Regions from separate parts of the Homo sapiens genome. Here region 2 is linked to region 1. A link is a loop called in an ENCODE intact Hi-C map of the cell type or tissue named here. Cell type or tissue: PC-3. All regions are shown on one strand. Links, peaks and the distances in the headings refer to the core of each region. The heading gives the core; the rest is flanking DNA.

Region 1 (2,815 bases), core at 6-2,505:
ATAAACAAAACTAACATGGAAAAAAATTCTTTTTTTTTTGAGACAGTGTCTCGCTCTGTCACCCAGGCTGGAGTGCAGTGGCATGATCTCAGCTCACTGCAATCTCCGCCTCCTGGGTTCAAGTGATTCTCCTGCCTCCGCCTCCTGAGTAGCTGGGATTACAGGTGGGTGCCACCACACCCAGCTAATTTTTGTATTTTCAGTAGAGACAGGGTTTTGCCATGTTGGCCAGCATGGTCTCGAACCCCTGACCTCAGGTGATCCGCCCATCTTGGCCTCCCACAGTGCTGGGATTACAGGTGTGAATCACCGCGCCTGGCCGAAAAAAATTCTTAAACTCTACTTAGCACCATTCTGGAGGTGTTTTGTTAATTTTGTTATTCAGAGACGGTTGTTGGTGTATTATATAATAGATCACATGAATAATTAAACTGGCATCACTTAGAAAAGGAATGTTTAGTTTGGGAGGAAAAATATGTACGTAAGATTTTTTATGTTAAGTAAAAAAATCCAGTGTACCTGGGTTTGTAAGATTCATGTCATATTTTATCTTCAAAATATATACACAGTATCCATGTCATCTTCCTGGTTTTAATATTGTACTACAGCTATATAAGATGTCACTATTTGGGGAATTTGGATGAAAAGTACACAGGATCTTTTCTGAAATTTCTTGTGTCTATAGTTGTTTCAAAATATGCCTGAAATGTAAAAAAAAAAAAAAAATGAGCTAATAAAAATTCTAGTAGTACTTGAATAGGTTGCAGTAAACCAAACTGTGGGTCAAGGTGGGCTGAGTGATATCATGGGCTGAGAGGTCTCTTGAAGTTTCATGAGAAGATATGTAAATCATCAAATCATTTGCAACGAAGAATTTCTGGAGTCCAAGTCCTCTCTCCATGGATGCGACTGGAAGTAGTTTAGGAAAAATCTCAGAAGCCAAGAAAATAGTTTTCATACAGTGGTCAGAACACTGAGAATTACATTCCTCAGAAAATAGGCTATAGCTAAAAATATCTTTGTGATTGAATACATTCAAAAGAGTATATAACATGTAATTAGCAGAGATATTCCAATTGTTAAATGTTAAATTATAAATTAAAAAGAGAAATATCTAGAAACCTGACTTTTATAATTAAATGAAAAACGTGAGGAAAATCAAAGATGCAGGAACATGGAAATGGATTGATCGATTCAGTCAAGCCTTTGGTTTTTATGATTCTAGCATGAAAGCATCTTGTGTGTCTTTCATGTCACTACAATGCCTTCATTTAACTATGATTACCAAAAAACAAGTACAGTAGCAACTTCTGCAGTACAAACTGATGGAAAGGACTGCTGAGGAGACAGAGAAGCCCAAGGAAGTAGTACCACCTAGGGGCTGAATTTGTTTCTAACAAGAAATCAGCTTTTCATTAGGTAACCAGATCACTAGATCCTATTCTACCTGGCCATTAGCAAGCTGATAAGAGATTTTAGACTACAAGAGATGACCCTGGAAAAGACAGGGGAAATTTCTATGGAGCCCATTCCTTAATAAGTTGTGATTGGATATTTGAGACCCTTCAGCAGAAATGGCTTAGCATTTGTCCATATTATCATATTATAATTTTTAAAAAATACACTCAGAATAACATTCTTTTTCCATATCATCCTGTGAATGAAGAAGAGACTAAGGAATTCATTACCCATTGTGTAGGTGAGGAAACAAGGCATTGAGTCGTAAAATACTGAATCTGGGCCTCACAGAACAGGAAGTGGGTCCAGGGATTGAGTCCCATATCTCTCAGTCAGAGAATTTCAGACATACAATAGACATTAGGGATAATTGAGGCCCTGGTTCCCGGCTCAGGGCGCAGGTCTACATCAAAATCACCTGAAGATTTCTTTCTTTTTTTTTTTTTTTTTTTTTTTGAGATGGAGTTTCACTCTTGTTGCCCAGGCTGGAGTGCAATGAAATGGCACGATCTCGGCTCACCACAACCTCCACCTCCCGGGTTCAAGCGATTCTCCTGCCTCAGCCTCCCGAGTAGCTGGGATTACAGGCATGTGCCACCACGCCCGGCTAATTATGTATTTTTAGTAGAGACGGGGTTTCTCCATGTTAGTCAGGCTGGTCTCGAACTCCCAACCTCAGGTGATCCGCCCGTCTTGTCCTCCCAAAATGCTGGGATTACAGGCGTGAGCCACTGTGCCCAGGCTGAAGATTTCTTTTTAATACTGAGCCAGAGGCCTGTACCTAAGTATATGTTCAATTGTTCTGGAATGGGCATAGTTAGCATTATTTTTGAGATTTACCTGGCTGATTCTAATGTGCAGTGAGGGTTGAGATCTGCCAACCTATTCCAAATGACTTCTCAGCTGAGGAAATTGAGATTCATAGAGGTGAAGCAGTTTATCATAACTGGTCAGTCCCTTGCAGAGCCCAGCTTAGACTCCTGGGAATGAACTCACAACCTAGTGCTGAAATTTCATTTTCTAAATGTTTGATCCTCTCTGGTTCCCATTTTCTTTTTTATCTGTAAACACACACACACACGCGCGCGATTGGCTTTTCTTTCCTTAATGCTGTTCTATCCTGTGTCCCTCATGGGTTTGTTTAGCCCAAAGAGACACTAAGCAAGATTCTGAATACCTAATCAGCCTGGGCCATAGCCCCGTAGAACCAAGACTGCTGCCAAATTCACAGCAATGGCAAGATAAACTTTTTGTTCATATCTCTGCATGCTATCTAGTGCATTGGCAAATTGAAAACCCATTTTTTCCCATAAGAATTCCAAAGACATCTTGCTCCCCAAAAGATGTTTTCTAATTC
Region 2 (2,815 bases), core at 213-2,712, 61 kb before region 1:
AGACATAAGGCATCAATCAATACATGTAAGGTGTACATTGGCTAGGTCCAGAAAGGTGGGACAATTGGAAACAGGGAAGCGGGGCAGCTTCCAAGTCATAGGCAGATTCAAAGATTTTCTGATTGACAATTTGTTGAAAGAGTTATTATCAATAGAAAGGAATGTTTGGAGACATCCAATAGAAATTCAATAGACAATCATTAGAAAGGAATGTCTGGGTCGTGGAGACCAAGGTTTTATTATGCAGATGAAGCCTCCAAGTAGCAGGCTTCAGAGAGAATAGGTTGTAAATGTTTCTTAATACACTTAAAAAGAGCATGTTCTGGCTGGGTGCAGTGGCTCATGCCTGTAATCCCAGCACTTTGGGAGGCCAAGGTGGTTGGATCACCTGCTATCAGGAGTTCAAGACCAGCCTGACCAACATGGCGAAACCTCGTCTCTACTAAAAATACAAATATTAGCCGGGCATGGTGGTGGGTGCCTGTAATCCCAGCTACTCGGGAGGCTGAGGCAAGAGAATCACTTGAACCCAGGAGGCAGAGGTTGCAGTGAGACGCAATCATGCCACTGCATTCCAGCCTGGGCAACAGAGTAAGACTCTGTCTCAAAAAAAAACAAAAACAAAAACAAAAAAAGAGTGTGTTCTATTAGTAATTCCAAAAGGAAAAAGGATGTAATGAGGCATATCCAGCTTCCCCTTCACATCAGTTTTCAGGTTAACTTTGGAATGCCCTTGGCCAAAAGCAGGGGTCCAGTCACATGGTTGGTGAGTATGGCCTTAGAATTTAATTTTTTGGTTTACATTAGGAATGCTTCCACATTCTCTCAAACAAATTTTAGTCACAGTTTTGAATAACGTACTCTGGCTCAGCCATTGCAGGTCTCAAGCCGTTAGGTTTCATTTTCCTCCTCCCAACGATTTTAAATTAGTTTCACTTTCCAGTTTCCTCTTCCTTCCCCTAAAAGCAATTACTCAAAAACGGAGAAAACATCAGCTGATGCGTGCCCTACTCTCCCACCCCTTTATATAGTTCCTTCAGTATTTACTTGAGGCAGACAGGAAGACTTCTGAAGAACAAATCAGCCTGGTCACCAGCTTTTCGGAACAGCAGAGACACAGAGGGCAGTCATGAGGTCAGTGAAATAAGAATGCATAATCATGCTTGTTTTTGAGTGCAAATTGTAAGTTGAGTTTCTTACTGTGCAGGCACATTCCTGAATTGTCCTGATGTTTATAGATTCAATATGTCTTTATCAGTCTGAGCATTTGTAAGATGTTTGAGGGGTTTTTCCCTGTGGCTTTTTTTGGTGTACACACAGGCTTCTTAAGTTTCTGGAATGGTTCCCTACGGAACTACATGGGGGGAGGCAGGGTGGGGAATGCATCAGCTCATGTTTCCTCCCTGTGTGCAGCTATTTCCTGCAATGAGAGGAAGGCTTGGCAGGAGCGGTGTATTTCACTCAGCCACAAACTTGGCTGATTCAAGGGTAGACCTAAGGGAATTACTCTTTTGGGTTTTTCTGTTATTGTCATTTTGTTTGAAAAGATTAAGTCACAGGCTTTTTTTCTTGTAATTTTAAAAGGAGGAATTTATTTTCAACAGATATTGTGAAAGATACAATCAGTACTGCAAACCCACTCATGAAGAAGGCAATTTTGCCCTGAAACGTTGCATTACTTTAAGGTGGGAAGTGGAAGAAACAATTCTTACAAATGGGCATTTTTGTCATTTCTTATATAAAAACAAACCCAAAGCTTAGCATTTATTTTTATTGATGTAGTGAATGCTGGTCAGCAGCAAAAAAAGAATTTCTCCTCAAAAGTGTAATGACCTAATCTATTATCTAAAACTAGTCTAATCTCTAATGGTGGGAAGCAGATCAGTGGTTGCCTGGAGATGGTGGGGATTGAGTAGGAAGGCTCCCAAAAGAATCTTTTTAGAATCATAGGAATAGTCTATAGGGAGGTAGTGATGGTGGCTACATATGCATAAACATTTACCAAAACTCATCAGACTATACACTGAAAATGGGTGCATCTTATTGTATATAAAGCATAATCTCAGTAAACTTGATTTTTAAATTTATATATTGACCTCCTGGAGTTCTTCAGGGGATAGCATGTTAGGGAGAACTAAGAGAAAAGGATGCCTTTCCCACCAAGCATCTCTAGGAAAGGAGTGAGGAGGTGATTGCCAGGGAGGGAAGACCCCATCGACCATTCAGGGGGGCAGAAAAGGAAAACTGGATTCCCTACCTTACTCTGCCCCAAGGACTTGAAGATGCTCTGCAATGTCATGTTTGGGGATGAGATGGGTAAGAGGAATTCACTGCCAAATACCTCAGTATATAGAATACCCTTTTATATAGAATAAGTTCCTGGTCAAGAGTGATGTTAATTGTGTCTGTGTGAGTGGGATTGACCAGAGAGCAAGGCGTCTTAGTAGCCAGCTTGCAGGAAAGGTTTTACAGGGTCCTGTCTTTAGGTGTGTCTATAGCCACTGACCTGAGGAGGTCTGAGGGGGGCTCTCTGAACTATGCTGGACTCAGGTTCACATCAAGGTGCTCCTATTTCCAGAGGCTATAGGAACAGGAAGAGATTGGGCTGCTCCTCCCCAGTTGTGCTAAAAATTTCCAAATGGGAAAATCACCTGGAGAACTCACTGGCACGTGCCAGCTGATGGGCATCCTCCTCTGCCCCATCCACTGAGGAACTCTGTTGCTCCCTTTACACACTCACAAATTCACTTAAAATTATAACACAAATATATTAGTACCAGCAATCATGGTGGTAACATTTCTTTGTGATCTGTAG

Evidence for each region. Peaks named below come from ENCODE experiments on the same cell type or tissue, not always from the same donor. Only the 100,000 strongest peaks of a DNase experiment are listed, where the experiment ranks them.
Region 2: it touches region 1 in a loop (3.0-fold over the local background); 26 of 110 quality-filtered maps call a loop at or near these places.

Annotation. Positions count from the first base shown.
Region 1 is chr10:89,388,085-89,390,899 of GRCh38, forward strand. It overlaps a transcript of LIPA not described here. Among named protein-coding and RNA genes, the nearest start is that of IFIT1, 3.1 kb to the right of the region's middle. In PC-3, for the core only: a CTCF peak has its summit at 1,367 (motif pointing left); a DNase peak (open chromatin) is centred at 1,347.
Region 2 is chr10:89,326,945-89,329,759 of GRCh38, forward strand. IFIT3 (interferon induced protein with tetratricopeptide repeats 3) reads left to right here and starts at 1,053. Exons shown (of 2, transcript NM_001549.6): 1 at 1,053-1,134. The coding sequence starts at 1,130. It also overlaps a transcript of LIPA not described here. RefSeq lists an enhancer at 821-1,060 and a silencer at 1,381-1,430. In PC-3, for the core only: no CTCF peak of the experiment used is centred there; a DNase peak (open chromatin) is centred at 1,387; H3K4me3 peaks cover 1,771 bases; H3K27ac peaks cover 1,979 bases.